Linked DNA regions of Homo sapiens: all the other regions are linked to region 5. A link is a loop called in an ENCODE intact Hi-C map of the cell type or tissue named here. Cell type or tissue: gastrocnemius medialis. All regions are shown on one strand. Each heading gives the region's core, and the rest is flanking DNA. Links, peaks and the distances in the headings are about the cores only.

Region 1 (6,336 bases), core at 611-5,610, 200 kb before region 5:
TAGCCAAACTAAACTTTATAAATGGAGAAGAAACAAAATCCTTTTCAGAAAAGAAAATGCTAAGGAATTTATTACCACGAGATCTGACTTATGAGAGGTCCTAAAAGGAATGCTAAATATGCAAAGAAAAGACTATTACTGGCCACTACAAAAACACGCTTATATACACAGATCAGTGACACTATAAAGCAACCACAAAAGTAAGTCTACATAATAACCAGTTAACAACGTGATGACAGGAACAATTCTGCACATATCATTACTAACCTTGAATGTAAATGGGCTAAGTACTCCAATTAAAAGGCACAGAGTGGTAAGCTGGATAAAGTAGCAAGAACCAATAGCATGCTGTCTTCAAGATTGTCATCTCACATTCAGTGACCCCCATAGACTCAAAATAAACAAATAGAGAGAAACCTAGCAAGCAAATGGAAAACAGAAAAAAGGAGGAGTTACAATCCTAATTTCAGACAAAACGGACTTTACACCAACAAAAATTAAAAATGAAAAAAAGCATTACATAATGGTAAAAGATTTAATTTCACAAGAAGACCTAACTATCCTCAATATATATGGATCCAACACCTACTCATAAAGTGCGTGTTTATTTATATTCAGAAAGCAATTTTTAGACACCTACAAAGAGACTTAGATTCCAGCACAATAATAGTGAGAGACTTTGTCACCCCACTGACAGTATTAGACAGGTCATACAGACAGAAAATTAACAAAGATATTCAGGACTCCAACTGAGCACTGGATCACATGAACCTGTTCCAGTGCTCAGTTGAAGTCCTAAATATCCACATGGACCCAATCACATAGAAATATACAGAACTCTCCACCCAAAAGCAACAGGATGTACATTTTTTTCTTTGCAACATGGCAGCTACTGTAAGATCAATCACAAATCAGACATAAAACAATCCCTAGCAAATTAAAAAATAAACACTGAAATTATACCAAGCACACTGTCAAACCACAGTGCAATAAAAATAAAAATCAATACTTAAAAATCTCTCAAAACCATGCGATAACTTGGAAATTAAATAACTGGCTCCTGAATGACATTTAGTAAATAAAGAAATTAGGAAAAATTTATGAAATTCTTTAAAACTAGTGAGAACAAAGATACAAAATACCAGAGTATTTCAGAGACAGCTAAAGTAGTCTTAAGAGAAATTTATAGCACTAAATGTTCACATCATAAAGAAAGGACTCCAATTAACAACATAGTATCACAATGACAGAAACTAGAGAAACAAGAACAAACCAATTACAAAGCTAGTAGAAAAGAGGAAATAAACGAATTAGAACGGAACTAAAAGAAAAAAAACAGAGACACACAAAATATACATAAGAACAATAAATCCAGGAGTTGGTTATTTAAAAAAAATAACAAGATAGACAACTAGCTGGACACATAAAAAAGAGACAGAATCCAAGTAAGCACAATTAGAAAAGACAAAAGGGACATTAGCACTGTCCCCAAAGAAATGTAATAAAACCTTCAGAAACGACTGCAAACACCTCTATGCACATGAACTAGAATACCTAGAAAAACAGATTCCTGGAAACATACCACCTCCCAAGAGTAAACCAGGAAGAAATCAAATCCCTGAACAAACCAGCAATGAGCTCCAAAATTGAAAGAGTGATAAAAAGCCTACCAGCCACAAAGGCTCAAGAGCAAACAGATTCACAGCTTAATTCTACAAGATGTATAAAGATGAGCTGATATTCTTTCTACTGAAACTATTCAAAAAAATTGAGGAGAAGGAAATCCTTCCCAACTCTTTCTATGAGGCCAGAGTCATTCTGATATCAAAACTTAGCAGAGATAAAACAAAAGCAGAAAACCTCAGGGCAGTATACCTAATGAACAGAGATTCAAAAATTATCAATAAAATACTGGGAATACAGCAGCACATCAAAAAGCTAAAGCACTGGGATCAAGTAGACTATATCTGTGGGCAGCAAGGTTAGTTCAACATGTAAATTAATAAATGTGATTTATTACATAAACAGAACAAAATAAAAACCACATGATTATCTCAATAGATGCAGAAAAGGATTTTCATAATATTCAACATGCTTCACGTAATAATCCTCAATAAACTAGGCATTGAATGAATATAGTTCAACATAGTAAGATCCATCTATGACAAACCCACAGCCAATATCATACTGAATGGGAAAAAGCTGAAAGCATTCCCTTCTGAAAATCACCATAAGTCAAGGACAGCCTGTTACCACTCCTATTCAACATAGAATTGGAAGTCCTGGCCACAGAAATCAATCCAGAGATAGAAATAAAAGATATCCAAATAAGAAGAGAGGAAGTCAAACTATCTCTGTTTGCAGATGACATGATTCTATTACTGGAAAACTCTATAGTCTCTTCTCAAAAGCTCCTTGGCCTGATAAAAAACTTCAGCAAAGTTTCAGAATACAAAATTAATGTACAAAAATCAGTAGCATTCCTATACACCAACAACTTCGAAGCTACAAGCCAAATCAGGAATGCAATTCTATTCACACTAGCCACCAGAAGAATAAAATATCTAAAGATCTCAACAGTAAGAATTACAAAACACTACTCAAAGAAATCAGGGACGACACAAAGAAATATAAAACATTTTGTGTTTACAGATAGGAAGAATCAATATCATTAAAATTACCATACTGCTCAAAGCAATGTACATATTCAATGCTATTTCTATCAAACTACCGATGACATTCTTCACAGAATTGGAAAAACTATTTTAAGATTCATATGGAATCAAGAAAGGCTTGACTAGCCAGGAAAATCCTAAGTACATAGAAGAAAGCTAGAAGCATCATGTCGCTTGACTTCAAACTTTATTACAAATATATGTCACATCTGATTATTGTCTTAATTATAGTCTTGGCTCTTTAGACTGTGTTTTCCCTTACATTTTAACATGCCTAATAATTTTTTTTGATGTTGAAAGCTGGGCATGTTTTATTGGGAAATTAAGACTGAGACAAGTAGGACTATAGTGCAGGAATTTATGTTTATCTAGCTAAGAGTTCAACTGCATTTTACATTTTTTTGTTATTGTTGCTATGAATTTCTTCAGTGACCTTGTTTTTGTCACCCCCTTTTTCCCCTCTTTACTTTGTATCTTTATTTTTCTTTTCTTCAAGGAGTCTGTCTCTTGCAACTCTCCCAGTGATAGTTCTCTGTTATATTCATGCCTTGTTATGGTGTCCGTAATATGTATTGAAGAGATGTTCATTAATGTTATAATTAAGCCTTGGCTTTTAGAGTGCACAGTAGCTCTATCTCACAGGGATGTGTCTCGAGTGTTTCATCTTCCCTCTCTCGGAGGCCTATTTTGTATTTTCCCCCATTCACATTCTAAGCCACAAAAATGTACCCTCCAATATTTACAGTCTGTATATTTAAATACTTCCCTGCCGCAAATTAAGGCCTTTTTTCTTAAGTGAGACAAAGATTATAGTGCTGATGACATTTTCCTCCTTTCAACTTTAATACCGTTTCACTAACGGCCTTTGCTGGTATCCTTTTCTCCTAAAAATTAAACTTGTTTTTTCCACAAGGGACTTAAGCCTATGTAGATGTCACAGTGACTATTTACCACCTTCTCGACTTAGCACCAGCAGAGGGAGCTGTCTTCCAATTGATCTGTTCTTCCCCCGAAAGCCTGTTGAAACTCCTAGGGGGGAAAAAAAAGAGGTTGCAAATGGACATCAACCTCAATACCACTGTGGCCCCCACCAGCTTCGGACAAACTAGCTTGTACTTGGCCTTCAGCAATTCATAGTTATTTTTAATTTTATGTTTCTATCAGTTTATATGGTGTTAACATTTTTTCTTTTTCCTCCAGGAAAGCAAATGGTTCATGTGTCTTCTTCCATGAGCCTTCAGGATTTTGAGACGGTCACATATCCATTGGCTTCAATTTTCTGCTGAGAATTAAGTTTTTAATATTCATGTTTATTAATTTTATTCTGAGTGTACACATGAGCTGTTCTAGATTAGATAAGTTTTCTTACTATACCTCACAGTATGTAATAAGTATGTTGGCTTGCCTTTTGCCTATTCATGGACACTATGGTGACATGATCACCAAGTCAATTGTCCTACATCAGTAGTTAGACACTCTATAGATGAATAAGAAAAAAATATTCCTTTCTGCTTACAAATGGAAAGGGGATAGCTGCTTTCATTCCCTCCTGAAAGGACCTTCTCATTATGCCAATATGCTGGTATATAATAAAATCTCTCCAGGAGCCACACAGGCCCATGTCTCTCAGCTTTTATGACCCATAGATGTGTAAAAGATCAGAGTTTATTCTTCCTAGAAATTCAAATATCTAGAAAGATAGCCACTCCAGAATCTCTAGCACCTCAAATCTTAATTTAGATAACTAGTCCAGGACATAACTCTTTTGTCATCTCTGGAAACGATACAATAGACATTAGCAAATGGCAAGATACCTGTCTCATTATATGTAAATAGTTATTCAAAGGCTAAGGCTTTATCCAAAAAAATTAGGAAGTCTAAAAATATTCTATTTCACCACAGCAGGTTCTTGAAAAATAGTTAACTTTTTGTTTGTCTACTTCATTTCTTGTTAAAAAGTAAAAGCTTCTGTTCTCAACTTCTTATCTGTCTGAACTGAACCCAAAAGTCCTAATCATTTTTTAATGACTTAAATATCATGGTAATACGCAAATAATATATAATTTACCACTTTAACCATTTTTAATTATACAATTTAGTTGTATTAACTACATTCACGTTATTGCATAATAATCACTACTACCCAACTCCTGAAATTTTGTCATCTCAAACTAAAATTTTGTGCCCATTAAACCATAACTCCAAACTACTCCCATTCCCAGCCATTGATAACCACTATTCTACTTTGTACCTATATTTATTTTAATATTCTAGGAATCTCAAATACAAGGAATCATACCATATTTTCCTTTTGTTGGTGGCTCTTTTTACTTAGCATAATTCTTTCAAGGTTCATTCACATTGTAGCATGCCTTGGAATGTTACTCCTTGTAAGGATGAATAATATTCCATTATATGTATATACCACCTTGTATTTATTCAATCAAGCATTGATGGACACTTGTTGCTCTAACCTTTTTTGTCTATTGTGAATAAAGCTGCTATGAACATGGGTTTAAAAATATCTCTTCATGCTTGTTTTCAATGTTTTTAGATATACACTTATACTTTATGATCATATGATAATTATTTTTTTTTTATTTTTTGAGGAGCTCTTAGATAGTTTTCCATTGTGGCTATATTATTTTACATTTTCATCAACAACGCACAAGGGCCTACTTTCTCTACATCTTTGCCAAAATTTGTTATATACTTTTTTTTAGTTAGTATCCATCTTAGTGGGTGTAAAGTAGGATCCGATTTGGAGTTTGATCTGCATTTTCTCAATGATTACTGATGTTTAACATCTGCTTATGTTTTTGTTGAGCTGCAATATATTTCATTTAGAGAAGTGTTCATTCAAGTCCTTCGAAATATATAGTCAAATATTTGTACGTTTCACCTGGGTTTTGTTGTTGTTGAGTTGTAACAGATGTTTATATATTATGACTATTAATTTCTTAACAGATATTTGATTTGCAAATATTTTCTCTCATTCTGTAGTTTGAGTTTTCACTATTGACAGTTTTCATGTACATAAGATTTTAGTACTAATGAAGTCCAATTTATCTAATGTTTCTTTTGTTACCTATGATTTTAGTTTTATATCTAAAAACAAAATTTTCCAAATCCAGCATCACGAAAATTTTCCACAATTATTCCTTCTAAGACTTTGACAGTTTTAGTTTTTGTGTTTAGGGCTTTGATCAATTTTTTGTTTTGGTTTTCTTTTATTGTGTAAGGTCAAGGTCCAACTTCATTCTTTGCAGGTGTAGATAAGTTTTCTCAGGAACATTATTTGAATAAACTGCTCTTTCTCTATTGAATCATCAGGAAAACATTGTCAAAAATTACTTGATCATAATCTACTTAGCTTATTTCCTTCTCACGATTGTATCCATCGGCCTATATGTTTGTCTTTATGCCAGTACCACACTGGTTGTATTAGTGTAGTTTGGCAGTAAGTTTGAAATCAGAAAATGTGAGTACTCCAACTTTGTTCTTTTTCGAGGTTTTTATAGATCTATAGAGTCCCTGGAGATTCCAAAAGATTGATTTGTCTATTTCTTTTTAAAGTTATTATTATTTTGATAAACAAGTTATAATTGTATACCTTTATAGGAAAGAAAGTCATGTTTTGATAAATGTGTACAAACTGGAA
Region 2 (6,336 bases), core at 818-5,817, 110 kb before region 5:
TCGTTGTCTCAGAGCTCTCTGGGCCTTCTCTGATGAAGGGACCTTTCTGTCCTCATGAGAGACTTTTGTTTCATTTTGCCTTTGTTGTGCAATGGGCTTTACAGCATCCTTTCCCACAGGTTAGAAATGTTTCCCCAAGTTACAGGGAAGTGGGGATCCTAGCCTGGGGCCTGAGGAAATCTTGGAGTCCTGGCTCCTGAACTTGTTCCCTGTCCGAGTGGCACTTGAGGCCACCCATCTTATAATCTCTTCTCAAGGCAGATGTAAGTCACCTCAGAAGGGAGAACTGTACCGCTTCCTCTTTTCCATGAAGCTCTCATCTCAATCTTTGACTGATGAGTGTGAAATTCTACCGGAACCATGCAAACACGTCCACCTTGGGCATCTCCAAGGAACTTGTGGGGTCTGCAGCATACTTGGCTCCCTACCAGCCTGCCATGAGTCATATTTCTTTTCCAGAAGGTGGACTTGCTTCCTGGTATGTTTTAAAGGAGCCTGCAGGAGCTCTGCTTAGCCAATCATGATGGATTTTTGCCCCAGCTGGACTCTGCATGTCCAAGGAGAATCCAGGTACAGCCTCCATTCCGGGAAAGACATCCAGCCCAGCAGTTGTCATGTGGGTAACCTCAGGAACCCCTAACCCTGTCCTGGAAAAAGGACAAGCCCCTCCAGAACTCTGCCCAAAATAGCAGGTGCTTGATGGTTCTGAATTTGGAAAGGGATGGGGGGTGATAAGTACTATCTGTGGCTCTGGAAAACCAGCTGCTACATTCAAATCTATTTTCCATAATGGTTTCTTTCTGAGGTTGCTTCGTGGCCTCAGAGAATCCCAGAGGATGTTTTGAAATAGCCTCTCTACCCTTCAGGAGCATGGTAGTTTACAGGAACCAACTGACTTCTGGAACTGTCTATGGAGGGAGAACAGGCCAGGTGTAGGTTACTAATGTCCTACATGAATAGCTTGGTTTTATAAGCTGCTGTTGGGTATTATGTTGGGGCAGTCTTTTTAATATATTGTATTTTTGTACGCATTTTGCAAAGTGGAGTTAACTGTTTTGTAAAAGAAAAAAAAGAAACCCTTGGGTGCTTCTTCTGTTTCAAGGGTCTGATTTATTTGGAAAGGCAAGTTTATCTGAAATTTTGTATTATTGATTGCCCAATTTTAAAATGTTGCCTTCTGGGACATCTTGACAAAAAATATTTCTCAAACATGAAGAAAATAAATATAATAAAAAAGAAATGTCTGTGGGATCAGATGACTGTTCTTGATTTTACCGTTTCCATTTCATAAGCCAAGCTTATTGACCCCTTCCTACCTGCTAGTCATTGAGTCTGAGTTGACCAACTCAAAGATGGAAATATCGAGCCAGATGGTAACAAATTCTCCATGAATCGATTGTTCAGTTTTGACAGAATCCCAATTGCAAGCCATTAGCTGCTTTTCAAAAGGGATGTACCCTGTAGCCATATTAGGGAGGCAACAAGTCCAGTTCCCCAAGGGATCTCTCTGGGTGTTGACTGCTTCCCCTTGCCAGGTGCCCCCATCGGCAAAATCATCAGTTACACAGATTTGTCCTGTATGTAATATTCAAGGAGTTGATTGAGGTTCTGAGCCTCTTTTTCGGTGGCAGGTTGTATGAAGAGACGTCAATTTTTTCCTGTTAGAGGGATCTAATGTTGTGAATTTGCCTGCTTAGTCCCAAGAGATTACTTGGCAAGCAGGCCCCTGTATTTGGGAGCATAAATCAGCCACCCTTGCTGACAGATATGTAATAACACTGCATTGAGGACCCTTGAGACTGAGACTTCTAGCCGGCCAGCTGACACAATTATTATGTATATAGTGAAAATATTGAACATTAGAAGGTAGAGACACTAATGCTAAATCCTGAGCCAACCACTGCTGACAAATCTCATTGGAGTTTGTTCCACTAACACTTCCCTCTACCTCTGTCTCTCTGTGATGGGGATGACTTTATATGAGACCTGTAGAATGAGAAATTACAAGCATATGACCCATCAAATCCTGCCATTTATAAGTAGAAGCAACAAGAACAGTTTATTCAACTTTCCCAAAGGCGTCCCTGTACAAAGTCATATTGGCTTCCAAACCCCACTGTGAACCATGCCCAAACCCCAACAATTGCTTTTCTGGACTTTTTTCCCTTAAATGAACTCAGACCTAGAGTTCACTACAGGAATTTCAGGGGTTACAGCAAGAGCTGTTAGGGGATTTCCCTATGTCCAGGCCAGAATGTAGGGATTGCAGGGGAGTCTTGGGATGAGGCGAGGGGTGGGGACTGTAAGCCTTTTTTGTAATCCCTCTGGCTCTTTGCCCCAGCTTGTATGCTAAATCCTCTCCTGTGTACCTCCATTTGTGCAGAACTGTAAGGGCTCAGGGATTCTTCCATTCTGTCCCTTGATTTCCCCAGCAGCTCTGCTCCACAGTCTTGGTGCTTTCATCTACCTCATACCTATTACCCCTTCCCTCCACTCCCCAGAAAATCAGATAAGATAGTGTCATGGGAGATTATATGTAACAGTTCTGTGAACATGTGAGTCCGTCCCTTTCCTGAAGTACCCTACCATGCATATGCCTTTTAGTCTGTCTTGAGGACAGAGAGACTTCTGGCTCACCACTAATCATCTTTCTTCTTATAGCACCTGAAGTGAGAAAAGGAAGAGAACCAGGAGTTAGGAAATGCAGAGAGAGAGAGAGAAAAGACTCTGTCTATACTAGTAAGCAAGGCATGTTTGCATTTGGTTTCCAGTAGCCAGCAGTGTGGTTCAACCAAACAAACTTCAGATGGTTTTTTTTCCACTGAAAACTCTATATCTTCACTGCTGACGCCACTTATTCAGGTTTGGCAAGTCATTGACTCAGCACCATGACATCATCCCTTCTTCCTCCCATGCAGAGGAGAGTGAACAACAACCAAACCATGATTCAAACAGCTTGGTTTAATTCTGCATCCTGCCCCTCAGCTTCATTAATAGGTAGGAGAGTGAGTGGGGAAGGGCCTTTAATGCACTTAGTGCCAATCCATTCGGGAAAAAGCATTTGCTCTCCAATCCCGAGGAGTCTTCTCATATCCCCTAACCAGGCCAGTGAAGCACCCTTGTTTTATCACTTTCCAGAATGCTATGTTTCATCTTCATTACCAAAATTGGCAAGAAATGTGAAGAGTTTGAGACTGTACCCTACTTGCAAGCTCACAAACTAGCATACCTCAGTTTCACAGATGTTGGCAGAATATATGAGATTCTTGGGTCAGAGTTTGTTTTGGTTCATGTTTGCATTAATTCCCCTTGCCCTCTGCCCCAAATCACACAGGAGAAATGAGGAGCAGCCAGTCAAATGTTGACATACAAGTATTCTTCAAACTATAGTTAGAGACAAAAGCTGTTACAATAAATGTAGAAAGGCCATGGACAATTATCTCAACAATATCTGACCATTGTTTCTCCACTATCTTGGCTTCTGACAAAGTTTGCCATTAAGTATGTGTGTTGATTTTCTGGATATCAGGGCTGAGCAAGGAAAAAGTCATGACCATTAGATGGCAGTAGCACACAACATGCTTTATTTGGTTGGCCCTTTGAAAGGTTTCAGGAGAGTGGAACTTCCCTCACAGCAGGAGACCTTCCAGAGGCAGCAGCAAGAGGCCACCACCCAGAAGAGGAAGAGTTCAAGGCAACTTCCAAAGGAGAGAAGAATTGGACAGGAGGCTCATGTGTCTATGGGATGTTACTCAGCAGCCAGGTGTGGAGTCTCTGTGTCAGAGAGTTCCCATGGGCATCAGAGGCTTGGGGCTTTTGTCCAGCCCCAGAGTATGTCCTATCTACGGCTAGCAGATGGTGTGTCTGGTTTTACAGAGGGTGCAATGTGGGTGGGTTCTAAAGGGCCAAAAATGTGCTTACTGGGGGCCATATTTAAAGCAATTGGGTGTGTAAACATTTGATTTTAGTTCCAATGAGCTTTGAGCTAATGGTCTTAGCTGTCTCTGAATATAGGGAACAAGATACAAGGCACCATCTAAAGATATTAATCCACTTATTTAACAGTCCATGCCTTGGCCCCATGTTGTTTTACAATCTAAGTTGTATGCTATTTCATGGAGTCTCAGTTGGGAGCCAGCGATGAAGCATCCTCAAGACCCAGAATGCTATAAGGCTACAAATTAGGATTTTAAAAGCCAGTTCTCAGCCAATCTGCCCACTTGGGCAGCCAGTAGAATAAATTTGAAAGGAGACAATTTTGTTTTGACCAGTCCGTTTAGTCAATAGAGTGGCATTTATATCCCCTTTGGTACATGACCCCAGCTATCTGTAAAACTTGGTGTTATCTACGCACATGCAGGAAGATAATTTTAGCAAGCACACAGCCCCTGTGCCCTGTGACCCCTCCAGCAGCCTGACCTAGGGCTATGCAGTTATCTCACACCATGGCCACTAAAGTACAGTGAGATTCAGCAAAGAGTTTCAGTCCTTGGGCTGTTTATCTAATTTCTGTGGGTAATTCCTGCAACATGGCTATGTGTTTCTCTTAATTGTGGTGTGCTGTTCCACACATATGCTGTTCCTACTGCCTCCAAAATTAGTGATCCTAGGGAAGTTAGTACCATGAGGAACTATTTGGAAAGCTCATTTGTGACATTGGGGAGTCACATCTAGTGTGGTTTGGTGGCGGAAAGTACTTGAGGGAGGGGGTTCCACTGTTGAATAAAATTCTACTGGAATTTTGCACCAATCCCAAGTGCAGGAAATATTCTTCAGGGTTGGATGAGGAGAAGATTGTGATAGGGAAGCCATCTGATTCCTTTACAGGACCTCCAGGCTCCCTCTGCTGCCTGAATTCTCTGTTCCACTGAAGGGAAGTTCACATGGCTTTGTGAAGTTCCAGAAGTTCCAGGTTGTGTTAATAGGAGCAGAAAATGGTATAGTCAAACAAGCTTGTGTTATCCACCTTGCATTCAGCACCTGGGTTAACTAAATTTGTCATGGGCTCAGCCCACCATTGTCTATACATTTACGTGAGATAAGTCTCTGGATAAGGTTATTGAATGTCAACGGTTAGGAGAATCGGCTCATCTAAATAAGTGAGGTATATGATGCAGCGTTGCCAGGGAAGAAGTATTACACTATATTTTCTAAAATCAGGTTGGCAGAAGCAAGCCCTGCATTAGGTTAGATTTACCATTTTATATGTTGCTGTGGCTAAGGCTATAGGCACGTTTGGTGTAGTTGGCAATTGCATGTTCCTCCTTGCTGTGACTGTTGTGCATTGTGCTTGAGTTTCCTGTTGATTGCCAATAATAAATAGCATTGATGTGTTCCCATGAGTGTGGGATAGGTTTTGCAGGTGTTATTGGCAGTCCAAGAAGAACGTTGTTAGTCTAGCCACACACCAAATTAGATTCTGAATTATGAGGCACTCGCATATGAGTGAACAAAACAGGTAAACCAAGTATTTTTTAAAAAAATAGATATCAGCTGGGCACAGTGGCTCATGCCTGAAATCCCAGCACTTTGGGAGGCCGAAGTGGGCAGATCACGAGGTCAGGAGTTCCAGACCAGCCTGGCCAATATGGTGAAACCCCGTCTCTACTAAAAATACGAAAAAAAAAAAAAGATTACCCGGGTGTGGTGGCATGCTCCTGTAGTCCCAGCTACTTGGGGGCTGAGGCAGGAGAATCACTTGAACCCAGGAGGCAGAGGTTTCAGTGAGCCGAGATCACGTTACTGCACTCCAGCCTGGGCGACAGATCCAGACTCTGTCTCAAAAAAAAAAAAAAAAAAAGATATCAATTGTATCAAGGCATAGGTCCCTTTTATGTTCCCTTGTATTGCAACATTATTGTGTTTCAGTGGGGGACCAAAAGCTTTATGGACTCCATTTTAGCGGAAACTTTCATAGGGAAGAGGTTTGTATACCTTTAATAACCTCAGGAGTGGCCCCTTGGGAGGTGGCAGTGTGACTACACCAATAAATTTCCTCCCAAGTACTCATGGACATAAAGTGTCTACTGAGACACTGGAGACTACTAGAGGGGGACGGGGGAGGGGAGCAAGGGTTGAAAAACAAACTGTTGGGTACTATGCTCAATACCTGGGTGATGGGATCATTTGTACCCCAAACCTCAGCATCATGCAATATACCCAGGTAACAAACCTGCACATGTGCCCAATGAATCTAAAATAAAAGTTGAAAAAGAAATGACAAGGCATAAAAATGTTTTAATGAAGATGAAAACATTCCTCCCAAGTTAGTTTCATTACATGTCTTCTCATTATCGTTTATGTCTTCTGTAGGTTTGGAGTGTGTATGGATTTTTA
Region 3 (6,336 bases), core at 426-5,425, 240 kb after region 5:
TCCACCAGCCAGATGGTCACCTTGATCAGAGGAAATGCTTTTCCCTGCAGCTGGATCAGCGGCAGAGTTAATGGTTTTCACATCATTTATCCCACATGTACAGATGCAAGACCACTGCTTCAAAGCCCACTGGACTCAGATGGTTGGCTTTTCTTCCTGAGCTTCTCCCAAACTCTCAAGGCCCAGGTGGAGGAGAGGTCTTTAGTTCCTGACCACTGGCTGCATTTTGCCTCACTCTGCCCTGCACATGACTTAACTTTTAATTAAAAAAAAAAAGCACTTCCCCCAAAGGTCTGATAAGCTATGAGACCTTTCAGTGGGAACTTGAAGGATGAGGAGGCATTGGGAATGACAGTTTACAAACTGTCCACAGGAATTGATTGGAATATTTTGGTAATAGAATAGTCTAAATGCAGTTAGCATGTTTGAGTACTTGATTTATCACGTGGTATTTGGAAAAAGTGCTCATCACTTTTTTATTTTCTCACCAATGGGAAACTAATCCAGAGTGTTCCTTAAATATCAGATTTCTCACCCATAACTCTGTCCACAAGTGGTTCATATCTGAGTCAAACATGCTCCTATACCATCAAAGTAGAAAGCAGGACCTTACTTGAGATGCTCTTTACTAATAGTGAAAAAAAAATACATTTACACAATGTGAAATAATACTTTGAAAATATGACCCAGAATGTGAAAAAGCAATAGCACACTAAAATAAACACATAGAAACAAATAAGTCTTGACAATTTTTATTATTGATGTTTAAAGATAAGTTAACTGGCAAATACATCGTCAAAGACTTTGCAGTACTTAAGGTGTTGTTTTGAGGGTTCTTTGATGCAAGACATATTGCCATTCCTTAAATTTAAAACTAAATGAAATTATATGTAATTTATATAATTTATAAAATACAAATTATTTATATTTTATAAGCATAACTCCTTACCAATAATCATAAGCCCTTACCACATTCAAAATGACGATCATTTTCATCACCTCCTAAGGCTTTCTCATGCCCCTTTATGTTGCTTCCCTCCCTACCCATCCCCATCCCATCCCTGTCCCTAGGCAACCACTGATCTACTTTCTCTCACTATAGATTAGTTTGTGCTTTATAGAATTTTATATAAATAGAATTATACACTGTATACTCTTTTTTGTCTTCTTAAAATCAGCATAGTTATTTTCAGATTCACCCATGCTGTTATTTCTATCAATAGTTCATTACTATTTGTCATAGTATAGTATTTCATTGTATGGTAATTTGGATTGTTTCCAGTTTTTCACTAGCACAAATGAAGCTGCTATAAACATTCACGTACAAGTCTTTATGTGGACCTATGCTTTCATTTCTCTTAGATAAAAACTCAGGAGCAGTAGTATTGTACGTGTGCACTTAACGTTTTAAGTTCAGGTTAACGTTGCAGATTGATCTTACCTTGCTGCTTAGAGTCCTGTTGATAGTACAGATTGAATGGATTTTATCTCAGACCAGTCAGATTAATCAGAGTGGCTAAGTGGCATGTTATTATATCAGTGGGTTAAAGATGACCTCCATATATTGGCCTCTATGTTGCCATTATACTTTCTCACAGCAGGCTGAAAGCCTGGCAATGACAAACTCGAATTTTTTACACATGCAATTGCTTTAAATATAGCTCAAGTAAGCATATGTGTAGCCATTTAGGGCTTGCCTGCCTCGCATGCCCCACAAAACTGCACCAACATCTGCTAGCCACGGTTAAGGCAAACACAGGGGCTATAAAACACCCCATGCCACTGCTTGCCTCCAGAGCTCTCTGACCCAGAAACTCCCTCTCCTGATGCTGAGTCATATCGCCCAGACACATAAGGCTCTCTCCTATTCTCCTCTACCCCAGGAGTTACCTTGCCTTTTTCCCCTTCTGGGCAGTGGCCCTCTGCTGCTGCCTCTGGAAGGTCTGATGTGAGAGACTTCCCCTCTCTGGCAACCTGTCTAAGCACCGCCAAAATAAAAAGCTTCTTGGCTGGGCGCGGTGGCTCGCGCCTGTAATCCCAGCACTTTGGGAGGCTGAGGCAGTGGATCACCTGAGGTCAGGTGTTCGAGACCAGACTGGCCAACAGGGTGAAACCTCGTCTCTACTAATAAATACAAAAATTAGCCCGCCATTGTGGCGGGCACCTGTAATCCCAGCTACTTGGGAGGCTAAGGCTGGAGAATCACTTGAACCCAGGAGGCGGAGGTTGCAGTGAGCGGAGGTTGCGCCACAGCATTCCAGCTTGGGCAGCAGAGTGAGACTGCTTCTCACAAAAAAAACAAACGAAACAAACAAACAAACAAACAAACAAACAAAACGGTTCTTGGGTGCTACTGCCATCTTGTGGTCATGTCTTCTTCATTGATCAGCCCAGAAATCTTGGAACTCGCAGCAAGTGGTGAGGAGGATGGGATTTTCATGAACAAGAAATTGGCATAGCGTCTACCCAGTCAGTAGGACAATCAACTGAAAAATCAGTCCTAGGCAGCCTTAAGTGCTCAGACTCTACATTTAGAATGCCTCTGTAGCAGTTTTGCGTAGCATCGCTCATTGCTGTACTGCAACAATATACTTTTTGCAGTCTCCTTCTATACCTCATTGACCTGGCCTAGAGGTAGCACCAGTAGTTGAGTGAACCCACACCATTAGAACTGACTTTTGGGGTCTTAGATGCCAAGGTACTGGGGAAGGAGGTCAGCCCACTTACCTGGGTCCCCCCCTCAGTTGACATTGGACATTGTGCACCTGTGTACCTGAATAGAAAAGGAGAGGGAGTGCATGCCTCTGGAATAAGGGTGAACCACCCTGGACTGCATAACAGGCTATGGTGGGAAATGCTCCCTGTGGCTGGGTTGAGGATTTGGGGTAGTCTGAGATGTGAGGATTTCCTCCTCCCCGGAGACAGATAGGCAAGTAAATGAGCCAATAAGGCAGAGACATCAGGCCAAGGCTGGTCTCCTAAGGGCAGCTGGTGGAAAGGCCTTTGCAAGCAGGTAGCATGCCTCTACTGTTGTTACACTCAATTATGATGTTGCAGTTGTCATCATGCTATCCCCTCTCCAGAGGGATATTAATATCTCAACCTTTGGACTGAGCTAGCTAGAGTGGTACTTAAAGTGACTGAAGGCAAAGAAATTTATATTCCTACCCCTCCCGGAACCCTACAGGAGGTTGCTGTCAGGTCGAACAGGCATTCCTAACCATGAGGCATGTGCTGACCTTGCTGGCAGCAATTTATCACCAGGATGCCACCTGGAGAAGAGGTAAGAGCCCAAAGTCTTGGGAGAGACAGTTTGGACAAGAGGTCCCTGGAGAGGAGAATAGGTGCTCTCCAGAAGAAAAGGCAGCAGTGTCACCACGGTAGGGACTGGGATAACTTATCCTCTGCTTTGCCTGTAGCCACTCAGAAAGTAATAAAAATGGAAAAGACAAAAAGGGAGAGCCAAGAAAGAAGGGTCAGTTCTTGCTCGGAGGAGGAGTCCCATCCTCTCTCTTACCTGAGCCCCAGTCTCTCCTTAAGTACCCAGGCCAAGAACCAAATAAACAAGGGGCTGCTTGGCTCTATAGAATGCATCTGGCAGGGAACAAATTCCATGTAATGGGGAATGAAATTAAACAATTGGGAGCGATAGTACATGATGGAAAAATTGTGTCCCCTCTAATGGATCCTGTAGAGTAGAATTTGGGAAGAAGCCACACAGAGGCATTGGACCTCTGTTCACATCTTTATTGCTGATGTGTATTTTTGTGGATTAGAAGGCTGCCCACCCTACATTAGACCTCATAATGGCCTGGGAAGACTGTCCAGGGAAAAGATTAGCCAAGGCCAAAGATCTCCTCCACCAGTTGGACATGTTGGAGTGGAGACAACAAATGAGGTGTGGCAGGATGACTTGACAAGACTGGAGGAGTCTGAATCGAGTCCTGAGTCCACTCAATTGTTTCTTTGGGGGCAGGGCTCCTGGGAAAATCTTTACTGGGCATGGTGGCTACTGCTAAAACAATTCAAGAGGCCATAGCTGCACTGGATTTAATAGAAACTCATGAAAGACAAACTCAGAGTCAGGTGCTGCCTGCTAACACTATAATACCCTACCTGGCCTAAATCAAAGTTACTATCAACACTGAGGCTGCCCCCTCCTGGGCCAAACAAGCCACCTATGTCCAGGCCCTCATGTGTGCATCAACCATGAGATGAAGAAAAGAGGTTATGTTAGACCCTAAGGCACAAGAAGGTCCCAAGTTGGATGATCTCTGGTGAATCATTGGAGTAATTGCAATACTTACTAGGGTTAGATTACAACCCCCCATTCCACAACTGTCTCTGATCACTGCCAAGTGGCTAAGAATCTTCTCCCACACAGGGATCCTGCAGTGTCAGAAGGCCCCTTCTGACAGACAGTTGCCCTTTTACCGTATTAACTGTGGCTTGGGCACTGACAAACAACACTGCTAAGTCTGTCAGTCAAACAGAGTTACTTGATGCAGCTTGAACCTGCCCCTCCTGGTTCAGATGGTTCATACACCACAGCAGAAGCTGAAGCAGGACACTGAAGGACATAGATAAACAAGGAACACTGATTCCTACTACGTCGCCTATCAATTCCCCATATGGCCTACACTAAGAGACACTACTAAGTGGAGACTATAGACCTTAGAGAGTTCATCGAGGATGTTCCCTTTATTAGAGCACCTCTATAGGACATTGTGACCTTAATGGGTGTCATTCAAAACATCAGAGGTAAGTTTCTATTAATCCAGGGCATCTAAGGCCCCCTGAAATTGAATCTGCAGTTATAGACTTGGCTAACATATTCTATTCAGTAAAAATTTCACAGTAGAGTCAAACACATTTCACTTCTACCTTTGAGAGTCAATAGTACACCCTTACCCACTTGCTTTTGGGGTATTTATTTTGTTTCCCCTCATCTTCATTGTGATGCTAGCTTTTTGGGGGGGGGTATTTAAATAGCCCTTCAATTGCACAGTCTTTGCCAACAGGACATAGGCACCTGCCCCACAATTTCACCAGAAGCTATGCTTTGGCATTATATCAGTGACATCCTCCTCACGGAACCTGTCCAAGACTGTTTCACAGTTGATCACAGCCCTCAGTAAACCACCTTTCACTGAGGGTGGATGGGTAATTACACCATATAAGGTATAAGTCTGTAAAATTTGGGGGGCTACACTAGGCACTTGGAAGGGTGAACTATTTCCAATCTGATAAAAGACAAGCTCCTCGTGCTTAAACTGCTCACATCAGAAAAGAAGCCCCAACATTCATTAGGAATGATAGCACAACGTATTCCTCACCTCCAGTGTTTGCTGACCCTTGCCGAATTGTCTATTGAGACACCTGTAAAGCTTCCCTTTTCCAGTGGGGACCTGAGCAACAACAGACACTGGGTGAGCTAAAGGAGGCTAATACTTTGGCTCTCCCTCTAGTGCTCCCAAGGACAAGACTTGCAATTACAAATTTCCACTGCTCCCAAATTTGCTTCCTGGAGCCTCTGGACCAAATGGACAGGTAAATGCCTACTCGTGAGCTTTTGGTGTAAGTAGCTCTCAGCCTCAGCCTAAAGTATTCACTAGACAGACACCCACTGGCAGCATACAGGGCACTTACCAAAACTGAAGCCCTGACGGGGCAGAGACAATTACCCTATGGACCGAGATTCCTGGGTTATGGACAGAGCTGCGTGTAAAATTGGATCAGCAACAGAAGCTTCTTTATTAAAATGAAAATGGTATCTACAGGATTGAACTACACCTGGACCTCCTGGAGTATCACTACTGTGTGAGGAAATGGCCACATACTCTGTCAGTGAGGTTAACTTGCCAAAACCCCTGGAAATGCCCCTGGCTCTTGCTCACTGGGGAATGGAGGGAGAATAACCAGCACTCTCATAACAAGAAAATTAATGTTTTTCTTTACTAATGGAGTGAGCACAGGGTATAAGGGAGTCAGATAAAGGGTAGCCACAGCCTATCACCCTTATTCAAATACTCCAACTTCCATATGGAGATGGGCCAAAGTGCCCAATGGGCCAGGCTGTGTGCAACACCCCTAGAAATAGAGAAAGCCTTTGACAAACATTTTACTAAGCTTCACATTTTTGGCAACTCCTGGTCAGTGGCTAATGGGCTATTGCGTTGGGACTTGGGCACAATCAGGGCTGGAACATACAAGGCTGACACATTTGGGGTAAGGAGATGTGGGGAAAAATATCAGCACATTGGCCTCCACTCTGCACATTTTTGTACACCATACCCCAGCTCACAGCAAACAATACAACCTGGAAACTGACAAACT
Region 4 (6,336 bases), core at 612-5,611, 97 kb before region 5:
TCCCGAACCAATGTTTCCTCGAAGAGATGGTGGGGGAGTTCTTGAACCTTTGGGGAAGGCGGGTTCAACTGTACTGAGTGGTGACACCCGACCCCAGATCTTCCCACTGAAAGGCAAACAGTTTCTGGCTCTCAGGGGCTAGTCTGATGCTAAAGAAAGAGTCTTTCAGGTCCAAGCAGGTGAACCAGCTGTCCTCAGCTGACAGCAACCCTAACAACATGTACAGTTAGGCACTGTTGGATGTAAACTCACTGTAGCTTGATTAACCAAGCACAAGTCCTGTACTGGCCTGTAGTCCTTGGTCCTTGGCTTGGGAACAGGCAGGAGGAAAGTGTAGTATTCTGAGGTCTGAACAGGCAGGAGTGGAAAAACACCCTTCCGAGTTCCTAGTGTAGCCTTCAAATTTTACAGACTTATACCTTACATGGTGTAATTGCCAATCCACTCTCAGTGAGAGGTGGTTTACTGAGGGTTGTGATCAACTGTGAAACAGAGTCTTGGTCAGGTTCTGCGAGGAGGATGTCACCGATATAATGCCAAAGCATAGTTTCTGGTGAAATTGAGGGGCAGGTGTCTATGTCCTGTTGGCAATGACTGTGCAATTGGAGGGCTATTAAGTATCCCCCAAAAAGCTAGCATCACAATGAAGATGAGGGGAAACAAATACCCCAAAAGCAAGTGGGTAAAGGCGTACTATTGACTCTCAAAGGTGGAAGTGAAATGTGTTTGACTCAACTGTGAAATTTTTACTAAACAGAACATGTTAGCCAAGTCTACAACTCCAGATTCAAATTCTGGTGGCTTTAGATGCCCTGGATTAATATAAACTTACCACTGATGTTTTGAATGACACCCATTAAGGCAACAATGTCCTATACAGGTGCTCTAATAAAGGAAACAGCCCTGCTGAACTCTCTATGGTCTATAGTCTCCACTGATTAGTAGTGTCTCTTAGGGCAGGCCATATGGGGAATTGATAGGTGAGGTAGTAGGAGTCAGTGTTCCTTGTTTATCTATGTCACCTGTGACAGGCCATAATCCTTCAGTGTCCTGCTTCAGCTTCTGCTGTGGTATATGAACCACCTGAACCAGGAGGGGCAGGTTAACTGGTTCCCTCCGGGAAGTGCCCACCAGTAGCATAAAAACCTTAGTCTTATGTCATGAGTTTATCTGCGGCCTCAGGAGGTCTCTTCCAATAATGGGGAAATGGATAATCTTGGAGGGGAGGCAAGCAGGACAGAAGCATATTTTTAGCAAAACTGAGCCAATTTTAATAGTTAAGAGGGGAATTATCCCTTTAATTAATCCCTTTAATTAACCCCCTTCCAAGCAGGTAGCCTACTTGCCAGGAGGGGGTTCCTTTTAAAGCATGTGTGTGTGTTGGCATTAGGGAGATTTGGGCACCCCTGACTGACAGAGTTAGCCAGTGTTGTTTGTCAGTGCCCAAGCCACAGTTAATATGGTGAAAGGGCAACTGTCTGTCAGAAGGGGCCTTCCGACACTGCAGGATCCCTGTGTGAGAGAAGATTCTTAGCCATTTGGCAAGCATCAGAGACAGGTGTGGAAGATAAGGTTACCTCCAAAGGGAAAGCCAGCTGGGGTGGGAGGGGGTCGTAATCTAACCCTAGTAAGTATTGCAATTGCTCCAAACATTCACCAGAGATCATCCAATTTGGGACCTTCTTGTGCCTTAGGGTCTAACATAACCTCTTTTCGTCATCTCGTGGTTGATGCATACATGGGATCCTGGCCACAGGTGGTTTGTTTGGCCCAGGAGGGGCAGCCTGAGTGGTGATAGTAACTTTGATTTAGGCCAGGTAGGGTATTATAGTGTTAGCAGGCAGCACCTGACTCTGAGTTTGTCTTTCATGAGTTTCTATTAAATCCAGTGCAGCTATGGTCTCTTGAATTGTTTTAGCAGTAGCCACCATGCCCAGTAAAGAAGATTTTCCCAGGAGCCCCGCCCCCCGAGGAACAATTGAGTGGACTCAGGACTCAATTCAGACTCCTCCAGTCTTGTCAAGTCATCCTGCCCCACCTCATTTGTTGCCTCCACTCCAACATGTCCAACTGGTGGAGGAGATGTTTGGCCTTGGCTAACCTTTTCCCTGGACAGTCTTCCCAGGCCATTATGAGGTCTAATGGTGGGCAGTCTTCTAATCCACAAAAATACACATCAGCAATAAAGATGTGAACAGAGGTCCAATGTGGCTTCTTCCCAAATTCTGCTCTAATTATACAGGTTCCTTTAGTGGGGACACAATTTTTCCATCATGTACTATCGCTCCTAATTGTTTAATTTCATTCCCCATTAGGTGGAATCAGTTCCCTGCCAGATGCATTCTGTAGAGCCAGGCAGCCCCTTGTTTATTTGGTTCTTGGCCTGGGTACTTAAGGAGAGACTGGGGCTCGGGTAAGAGAGAGGATAGGACTCCTCCTCTGAGCAGGAACAGACCCTTCCTTCTTGGCTCTCCCTTTTTTTCTTTTCCATTTTTATTACTTTCTGGGTGGCTACAGGCAAAGCAGAGGGTAAGTTTTCCCAGTCCCTACCGTGGTGACACTGTGCTGCCTTTTCTTCTGGAGAGCACCTATTCTCCTCTCCAGGGACCTCTTGTCCAAACTGTCTCTCCCAAGAGTTTGGGCTCTTACCTCTTCTCCAGGTGGCATCCTGGTGATAAATTGCTGCCAGCAAGGTCAGCACATGCCTCATGGTTAGGAATCCTTCTTTGACCTGACAGCAACCTCCTGTAGAGTTCCAGGAGGGGCAGGAATATAAACTTTTTTGCCTTCAGTCACTTTAAGTATCACTCTAGATAGCTCAGCCCAAAGGTCGAGATATTAATATCCCTCTGGAGAGGGGATAGCATGATGACAACTGCAACATCATAATTGAGTGTAACAACAGTAGAGCCATGCTACCTGCTTTCAAAGGCCTCTCTACCAGCTGCCCTTAGGAGACCAGCCTTGGCCTGATGTCTCTGCCTTATTGGCTCATTTGCTTGCCTAGCTGTCACCGGGGAGGAGGACATCCTCACATCTCAGACTACCCCAAATCCTCAACCCAGCCAAAGAGAACACTTCCCACCATAGCCTGTTATGCAGTCCAGGGTGGTTCACCCTTATTCCAGAGGCATGCACTCCCTCTTTTTCTATTCAGGTGCACAGGTGCACAATGTCCAATGTCAACTGAGGGGGGGACCCAGGTAAGTAGGCTGACCTCCTTCCCAAGTACCTTGGCATCTAAGACCCCAAAAGCCAGTTCTAGTGGTGTGGGTTCACTCAACTACTGGTGCTACCTCTGGGCCAGGTCAATGAGGTATAGAAGGAGACTGCAAAAAGTATATTGTTGCGGTACAGCAATGAGCGATGCTAAGCAAAACTGCTACAGAGGCATTCTAAATGTAGAGTCTGAGCACTTAAGGCTGCCTAGGACTGATTTTTCAATTGATTGTCCTACTGACTGGGTAGACGCTATGCCAATTTCTTGTTCACGAAAATCCCATCCTCCTCACCACTTGTGGTGAGTTCCAAGATTTCTGGGCTGATCAATGAAGAAGACATGACCACGAGGTGGCAGTAGCGCCCAAAAACATTTTTTTTTTTTTTTGAGAAGGGAGAAGGAGTCTCACTCTGTTGTCCAAGCTGGAATACAGTGGCGCAACCTCTGCTCACTGCAACCTCCGCCTCCCGGGCTCAAGTGATTCTCCAGCCTCAGCCTCCGAAGTAGCTGCGATTACAGGCTCCCGCCACAATGGCGGGCTAATTTTTGTATTTTTTAGTAGAGACGAGGTTTCACCCTATTGGCCAGGCTGGTCTCAAACAGCTGACCTCAGGTGATCCACCCGCCTCGGCCTTCCAAAGTGCTGAGATTACAGGTGTGAGCCACCGCGCCCAGCCAAGAAGCTTTTTATTTCGGCGGTGCTTTGACAGGTTGCCAGAAAGGGGAGGTCTCTCACATCAGACCTTCCAGAGGCAGCAGCAGAGGGCCACTGAGCAGAAGGGGAAGAAGGCAAGGTAACTCCTGGGGTAGAGGAGAATAGGAGAGGGCCTTATGTGTCTGGGCGATATGACTCAGCAGCAGGAGAGGGAGTCTCTGGGTCAGAGGGTTCTGGAGGCAAGCAGTGGCATGGGGTCTTTTATAGCCCCTGTGTTTTCTTTAAATGTGGCTAGCAGATGTCAGTGCAGTTTTGTGGGGCATGCAAGGCAGGCAAGCCCTAAGTGGCTACACATATGCTTACTTGAGCTATATTTAAAGCAATTGCATATGTGAAAAATTCGAGTTTGGCGTTGGCAGGCTTTCTGCCTGCTGTGAGGAAGTATAATGGCAATATAAAGGCTAATATATGGAGGTCATCTTTAACCCACTGATATAATAACATGCCACTTAGTCAGCCACTCTGATTAATCCGACTAGCATGGTCTGAGATAAAATCCATTCAATCTGTACTGTCAACAGTACTCTAAGCAGCAAGGTGAGATCAATCTGCAACGTTAACCCGAACTTAAAACGTTAAGCGCACACGTACAATACTACTGCTCCTGAGTTTTTATCTAAGAGAAATGAAAGCATAGGTCCACATAAAGACTTGTATGTGAATGTTTATAGCAGCTTCAATTGTACTAGTGAAAAACTGGAAACAATCCAAATTACCATACAATGAAATACTATAATATGACAAATAGTAATGAACTATTGATAGAAATAACAGCATGGGTGAATCTGAAAATAACTACGCTGATTTTAAGAAGACAAAAAAGAGTATACAGTGTATAATTCTATTTATATAAAATTCTATAAAGCACAAACTAATCTATAGTGAGAGAAAGTAGATCAGTGGTTGCCTAGGGACAGGGATGGGGATGGGTAGGGAGGGAAGCAACATAAAGGGGCATGAGAAAGCCTTAGGAGGTGATGAAAATGATTGTCATTTTGAATGTGGTAAGGGCTTATGATTATTGGTAAGGAGTTATGCTCATAAAATATAAATAATTTGTATTTTATAAATTATATAAATTACATATAATTTCTTTTAGTTTTAAATTTAAGGAATGGCAACATGTCTTGCGTCAAAGAACCCTTAAAGCAACACCTAAGTACTGCAAAATCTTTGACGATGTATTTGCCAGTTAACTTATCTTTAAACATCAATAATAAATAAAAATGGTCAAGACTTATTTGTTTCTATGTGTTTATTTTAGTGTGCTATTGCTTTTTCACATTCTGGGTCATATTTTCAAAGTATTGTTTCACATCGTGTAAATGTATGTTTTTTTTTTCACTATTAGTAAAGAGCATCTCAAGAAAGGTCCTACTTTCTACTTTGATGGTATAGGAGCATGTTTGACTCAGATATGAACCACTTGTGGACAGAGTTATGGGTGAGAAATCTGATATTTAAGGAACACTCTGGATTAGTTTCCACTGGTGAGAAAATAAAAAAGTGATGAGCACTTTTTCCAAATACCACGTGATGAATCAAGTACTCAAACATGCTAACTGCATTTAGACTATTCTATTACCAAAATATTCCAATCAATGCCTGTGGACAGTTTGTAAACTGTCATTCCCAATGCCTCCTCATTCTTCAAGTTCCCACTGAAAGGTCTCATAGCTTGTCAGACCTTTGGGGGAAGTGCTTTTTTTTTTTAATTAAAAGTTAAGTCATGTGCAGGGCAGAGTGAGGCAAAATGCAGCCAGTGGTTAGGACCTAAAGACCTCTCCTTCACCTGGGCCTTGAGAGTTTGAGAGAAGCTCAGGAAGAAAAGCCAACCATCTGAGTCCAGTGGGCTTTGAAGCAGTGGTCTTGCATCTGTACATGTGGGATAAATGATGTGAAAACCATTAACTCTGCTGCTGATCCAGCTGCAGGGAAAAGCATTTCCTCTGATCAAGGTGAACATCTGGCTGGTGGACCTCATTTTGCACCAGGTCCTGATCAATGAGCTGAGCCTGAGTCCACAGTTCACCTGATGGAGAACTCAGAGTCAAAGCCCAGGCCCAAGTGAGGCTGTCTGACTGCTGCTTGAGGGCCTAGGGACCACACCCCTGGAGTCAGGAGGGCAGAGGTGAGGATGACAGTGGAATGGCCAGAAGGTAAAGATACATGTGAATATTCTATCTCCATTAGGTCACATGGATGAAAGGCAAGAGAAAAGTAGCATATACATTTTTGAGAAGTTAAAGCTGATAGGACACAAAGATGGTTGATTGTTCTACAGACGTGGAAGGCAGGGGCTTAGGTCCTGTAAAGTCCCCCACTGAGCAAATAACTGAGACAGTACTTCCTAGTGATGCATTCTGCTGTCAAACAGTGTGAAATTTTCCTGGAGAAGGCT
Region 5 (6,336 bases), core at 413-5,412:
TATACTACGAGGCTACAGTAACCAAAACAACATAGTACTGGTACCAAAACAGAGATATAGACCAACGGAACAGAACAGAGCCCTCAGAAATAATACCATACATCTACAACCATCTGATCTTTGACAAACCTGACAAAAACAAGCAATGGGGAAAGGATTCCCTATTTAATAAATAGTGCTGGGAACACTGGCTAGCCATATGTAGAAAGCTGAAACTGGATCCCTTCCTTACACCTTATATCAAAATTAACTCAAGATGGATGAAAGACTTAAATGTTAGCCCTAAAACCATAAAAACTCTAGAAGAAAACCTAGGCAATACCATGCACGACATAGGCATGGGCAAGGAATTCATGTCTAAAACACCAAAAGCATTGGCAACAAGGGCCAAAATTACAAATGGGATCTAATTAAACTAAAGAGCATCTGCACAGCAAAAGAAACTAGAGTGAACCAGCAACCTACAGAATGGGAGGAGATTTTTGCAATCTACTCATCTGACAAAGGGCTAATATCCAGAATCTACAATGAACTCAAACAAATTTACAAGAAAAAAAAAACAAACTACCCCAGCAAAAAGTGGGCATAGGATATGAACAGACACTTCTCAAAAGAAGACATTTATGCAGCCAAAAGACACATGAAAAAATGCTCATCATCACTGGCCATCAGAGAAATGGAAATCAAAACCACCATGAGGTACCATCTCACACCAGTTAGAATGGCGATCATTAAAAAGTCAGGAAACAACAGGTGCTGGAGAGGATGTGGAGAAATAGGAACACTTTTACACTGTTGGTGGGAATGTATACTAGTTCAACCACTGTGGAAGATAGTTTGGCGATTCCTCAGGGATCTAGAACTAGAAATACCATTTGACCCAGCCATCCCATTACTGGGTATATACCCAAAGGGTTATAAATCATGCTGTTATAAAGACACATGCACACGTATGTTTATTGTGGCACTATTCACAATAGCAAAGACTTGGAACCAACCCAAATGTCCATCAATGATAAGACTGGATTAAGAAAATGTGGCACATATACACCATGGAATACTATGCAGCCATAAAAAATGATGAGTTCATGTCCTTTGTAGGGACATGGATGAAGCTGGAAACCATCATTCTCAGCAAACTATGGCAAGGACAAAAAACCAAACACCACATGTTCTCACTCATAGGTGGGAATTGAACTATGAGAACACTTGAACACAGGTTGGGGAACATCACACACTGGGGCTTATCGCGGGGTGGGGGTAGGGGGGAGGGATAGCATTAGAAGATGTACCTAATGTAAATGACTAGTTAATGGGTGCAACACACCAACATGGCACATGTATACATGTGTAACAAACCTGCACGTTGTGCTCATGTATCCTAGAACTTAAAGTATAAAAAAAAAAAAGAAATCTTGGATCTGAAAAATACAATAAAAAATAATGGATTGTGTCAGTCTGTCTATTTGGGCAGCTATAACAAAATACCACAAACTGGGTAGCTTATAATGACAGAAATACATTATTTCTCCCAAGTCTGGAGGCCAGGGTGTTTAAGGTCAAAGTGGCGGCAGATTCAATATCTGGTGAGGTCTTGCTTTCTGGTTTATAGAAGTTAAATGAATAAAATATTTATAAATGTACTTTTTAAATATTTTTCAATTTAGTGATTTTTAAGATTCAAAGGGTACATATGCATGTTTGTTACATGGATATATTGCATACTGTGTGGGATTGGGCTTGTAGTGTACCCATTAACCAAATAGGAATAGGTAGTTTCTCAAACCTCAACCTCTCTCACCCTTCCCCATTTTGGAGTCCCCAGTGTCTATTATTTTCATCTTTATTTCCATGTATACTAAATGTTTATTTCCTACATGCAAGTGGAAATATGTGGTATTTGATTTTCAGTTATTTCACCTTTCAGTTACTTCACCTAGGATAATGGACTTCAGCTCCATCCATGTTGCTGCAAATTGCCTGTCTTCATTGTTTTTTAAAGCTATGTAGTATTGCAGGTATATGCACAAATTACCTATTAGTACATTATTCAGTCAAAGATTGATAAACACCTTTGTTTGTTTCGTGACTTTGCAACTGTAAATAGTGTTGTTAATACAGGAGTTACTAAGAAATAATTTTTAGGCAGCTAGAAAGGGTAATGGTTCTCAGTGGAATTTTGGTTTAATAAAAAGCAACCCCCAAAACATTTCTTTTCTAACAGAAAGCAGCTTGAAAAACCAGACCAGCAAGCATTGATATGCAAATACTGGTGATTAGAAACCAGGTCCACCCAACAGGGCCGTTCCCGCTCTCTTGTCCTTGTCACAACTTGTGCCAGGTGTCATGGCCATCTCCAGATAACACCACGTGTGCAGGACATCATGGCGCCCATCATTAGCATATTAAAAGACTAGGGTGAGAGGGCCAGGTTTTTCATGGGCTACATGAATGACACATCTGGTCACACCAATTCCCTGGACCCTATGCAAATCAGACACCACCTCCTTCAGCCTCCCAATATATCCAACTGCTTTTCCACTGCACATGGCGTTTTCTCCATTCGGGTACCCCTTTCCTCTGTACAGGGGGAGCTTTTCTTCTTCTTTCTTAATTAAACTTTCCACTCCTTAAAACTACTCCACGTGTGTCCATGTCATTTGTCTAATTGGCAGGAGACGAAGGACCCTGGTGTTTCTCCAGTCATTGGAGCCATATCATTTTGGTGCATTGGCTGGAAATCCAAGGTACAACACTCATCGGAGCGGTGAGTATAGGAGCGGACTTTCTACTTTCATTTCCAAGGCTTCTCGTCCTCAGTTTTTATTCTCTCAAATAACTATATAAAAAAACAAAAACAAAGAAACAAACAAAAAACTGGTGTCATTTGGCTGATTAATGAGCCACTAGGGCTGGCCACTGGTCTAAAACAAACAAACAAACAAACAAAAAACGGGTGTCCTTCGGCTAATAAGCCACAAGAGCTAGCCACAGATGGTCTAAAAGACTCAGGTGTGAGGCTTGCTAAGGAGGACTTAGTCAATCCCCTTGTGTCCTCAGGGTGCTGGGAATGTTGGCTCTGTCCAAATCAGTCTCCTTTCATGAGAAATATTCGCAATTGCGTGAGGATGGGAAAAGTACTGAAGCAACTGAGAATCTCTGGCCAGGGCACACCCTGGTGTTATTCAAAGGCTTCTGGACCTGACCCAGCCTCCGACAGCCCACTCTGGGTGTTGGTAGAGAATCCCCAGCTATCCTGTCACATAACTTACCTTCTTTTTTTTATCTGCAGTCTCTTACTCTCTTTCTGTGTGTGTCAAATGTGTGGGAATTTTTACAGTTCAGGGAAACAGGTCTGTTAGGAAAGATTGACAAAAACGGCAGGCAGTAACTCAATAAGCGTCTCTACTATGTTCCTGGGGAGCACATGGTATTTCTAAGCCAACAGCGCTACCTAGTGGATACAGAAATCCTCTACATGAGGCACATTTTTTAAAGTAACACTGCAGCTTCTTTTTGCGCCACTAGAAATCAGGCTCTAAGCCCCTTCTGTGAGTGGGGAAATTCTGCTTTCAACTATTAAGAATAAAATGTCCACCACAGCCAAATTTTAGTCCTGATACTGTCCCATCAGCAGGAAAATTGCCATTAGGTCCCCACGTCCCTTTAAGACACCTAGCCTCTTTCCTATTAGAAGCGTATTTAATTAGGGGATTTTAAGTCCAGAGGGTAACCAGAGCCATTTTTCTAAGGGTAAATGCTTTAGCACGAGCCATAATAGCAGGAAGTCTAGCATATTTCCTCCATTAAAGGAGCCTTGCCCAAAGACGACACAGTCTCTCTGGAGATCCGTTTTCTGGCAAGCCAGGCAGATCACATAGGTTTAGGAAGTCAAAGGGGAATCACACAAGGCAATAAGATAAGTTGCATGGATAATGCATGATTAATCCCATCACTTAGTTTATTCAGTTCCATGGCTTGGAGGGCTATGCCTACAACCATGGGCAGCACATTTAACAGGGTGCCTGGACCTAGGAACCAGGGAGGGAAAAGAGTCGGAAGGATTGCCCACAACCATAGGCAGCACATTTAACAGGGTGCCTGGACCCAAGATCCAGGGAGGGAAAACAGTCGGAAGGATGCTCCACTGTGTTATTCTCCACCCTGGGTCATATGGAAAGGAAGGAGACAAAAAAGATGCTTTTATTCTCACTTCTTTTTTTTAATGGGTAACAATATCTTCAGCTTGCACCCCTTTGGAGTGTACTCTGAAGCACTGGAACTTTTTTAACCTCAGGACTTTGAAGAGAAAAGCGACTCATTTTCTTTTGCACAAGGGCATAACATTTTTACTAAACCTTTGCAAGCATTATAAGACCATTCCAGCTCTCTTAGCGATAATATTGGGCAAGGCCACAGGAAATTGTTCCCCAGAGCTAAAGCAGATTTCAGAGGAGCAATCTGAGACAACTATTGAATGCCCCAACCCTTCCAGCCCCCCTCATTCAGAACCCCCTCCAATCATACCATCAGCTCCTCCAGCTCCACCATCTCCAGTATTACCCACTTTCCCTGCTTCTCTCTTACCTCTGCAGGAAATGCCTGATGGAAATGATGCCATGAGGGTTCAAGTTCCCTTCTCATTACAGGACCTTAGGCAAATAAAGAGAGATATAGGCAGATTTTCTGACGACACTGATAGGTATATGAAAGCTTTCCAAAATTTAACTCGGGTGTTTTACCACACATGGAAGGATGTTATACTGCTCCTAAACCAAACCTTAATGGTAGCTGAAAAGCAGGCAGCTCTTCAAGCAGCAGATAATTTCAGAGATGAGCAACATATCTCCTATAATACACCAAAAGGGAAGGAAAAACTTGGGGAAAGTGAAAAAATAGCAGAAACACCATTCCCAATGGGAAGGGAAGCAGTTCCCCTTGACAATCCTGATTGGTACCCCAGTAGCTCTGCAGATGAATGGAAAAGAAAGCACTATTTAATATGCATTTTAGAGGGCCTATGAAGAACTAAGACCAGACCTCTCAATTATTCTAAACTGTCTATGATAAATCAAAAACCCAGATGAGAATCCTGTAGCCTTTATGGAAAGGCTGAGAGAGGCACTAATAAAACACACCTCCTTAACCCCTGATTCAGTCAAGGGGCAGCTCATCTTGAAGGAGAAGTTTATTACACAGGTAGCTCCCGATATTAGAAGGAAACAACAGAAGCAAGCTATAGGACCAGATAGCACCTTAGAGAACCTCCTGAAGGTGGCCACTTCTGTCTTTTATAATACAGACTAGGAGGAGGCCCAAAAGAAAGAGAGAAAGCTCAAGAGAAGAACAGAAGCTCTAGTAGTGGCTTTGCAGGCTTGCAAAGTCCAGGGTACCCAAGGTGCATCCACTAGCTCCTATCAATGTGGCAAGTCAGGGCATTTTAATAAGAAATACCTGGGCAGCAAGACAAAACCACCTCAACCCTGTCCAGCCTGTGGTGGAGACCACTGAAGTTGTAACTGCCCCTGGAGATGGAGGTCACTGGGTTCAGAACCAGTCTCACAGATAGATCAACAGGACTGATGGGTTCTGGGGCTCAAACCTCCAGCTCCAGTGGCTCAAACTGCCATTACAGCACAGGAGCCCTGCGTGATTCTGGAAATTGAAGAAATGAAAGTAGACATCCTTCTAAACACTGGAACCAGTCTCTCTCTCTTTTCTCCTCTCTAATTCAGGCCTCTCCTCTTCCCATAGCACGACTGTAAGGGACATCTCGGGAAAAACTCTAACCCAGTATTTTTCTCAGCCTTAGTTGCAGTTAAGAGGACCTATTGTTCACACATGCTTCCAAGCCATTGTCACGATAGTTTATGACTCAGAAAAGCCTCCAAATTAACCTCAGGAAATAATTTAACTGTTTACACTCCACATAACATTGCATGATCACTGTCCTCCAGAGTAAGCTCTTAGCTAACAAACAGCCAGTAAAGCAAGAAGTACATAAGGCAGAATAAGCAGTAGTTACTCTTCCCAGACACAAGCACTCAATTAGTTGAACTAATAGCTCTTACAAGAACACTTAAATTAAGCAAGGGAAAGATAGCTAACATTTACACTGATTCCAAGTATGCTTTTTTAGCTCTCCACGTTCATGCCGCCATTTAAAAGGAAAGGCATTTTCTTACCACGAGCGGATCTGCTATAAATATCACCATAAATTAGCAGGTTATTATTCTCAGTTTTTCTTCCATGAGAAATAGCAGGGATGCATTGTAGGGGACCTCAAAAGGAAACAAATAAAGTAGCCAAAGGAAATAGGTTAGCTGATCAGGCAGC

What was found. Hi-C counts contacts between places; a loop is a spot of excess contacts. Peaks named below come from ENCODE experiments on the same cell type or tissue, not always from the same donor. Only the 100,000 strongest peaks of a DNase experiment are listed, where the experiment ranks them.
Region 1: it touches region 5 in a loop (15-fold over the local background); 64 of 110 quality-filtered maps call a loop at or near these places.
Region 2: it touches region 5 in a loop (16-fold over the local background); 90 of 110 quality-filtered maps call a loop at or near these places.
Region 3: a loop joins it to region 5, with 4 times the contacts of the local background. A loop is called at or near these places in 19 of 110 quality-filtered maps.
Region 4: it touches region 5 in a loop (12-fold over the local background); 88 of 110 quality-filtered maps call a loop at or near these places.

Annotation. Positions count from the first base shown.
Region 1 is chrX:58,023,516-58,029,851 of GRCh38, reverse strand. No RefSeq gene overlaps it. Among named protein-coding and RNA genes, the nearest start is that of ZXDA, 120 kb to the right of the region's middle. In gastrocnemius medialis, for the core only: a CTCF peak has its summit at 3,644 (motif pointing right); no DNase peak of the experiment used is centred there.
Region 2 is chrX:57,926,801-57,933,136 of GRCh38, reverse strand. It overlaps the pseudogene MYCLP2. Among named protein-coding and RNA genes, the nearest start is that of ZXDA, 20 kb to the right of the region's middle. In gastrocnemius medialis, for the core only: a CTCF peak has its summit at 3,547 (motif pointing right); no DNase peak of the experiment used is centred there.
Region 3 is chrX:57,579,155-57,585,490 of GRCh38, reverse strand. No RefSeq gene overlaps it. Among named protein-coding and RNA genes, the nearest start is that of ZXDB, 9.7 kb to the left of the region's middle. In gastrocnemius medialis, for the core only: a CTCF peak has its summit at 2,381 (motif pointing left); no DNase peak of the experiment used is centred there.
Region 4 is chrX:57,916,503-57,922,838 of GRCh38, reverse strand. No RefSeq gene overlaps it. Among named protein-coding and RNA genes, the nearest start is that of ZXDA, 9.2 kb to the right of the region's middle. In gastrocnemius medialis, for the core only: a CTCF peak has its summit at 3,552 (motif pointing right); no DNase peak of the experiment used is centred there.
Region 5 is chrX:57,819,028-57,825,363 of GRCh38, reverse strand. It overlaps LOC124905232 (a long non-coding RNA gene), which reads left to right. Exons shown (of 2, transcript XR_007068362.1): 2 at 2,676-6,336. Among named protein-coding and RNA genes, the nearest start is that of ZXDA, 88 kb to the left of the region's middle. RefSeq lists an enhancer at 3,254-3,548. In gastrocnemius medialis, for the core only: a CTCF peak has its summit at 3,477 (motif pointing left); no DNase peak of the experiment used is centred there; H3K4me3 peaks cover 840 bases; H3K27ac peaks cover 522 bases.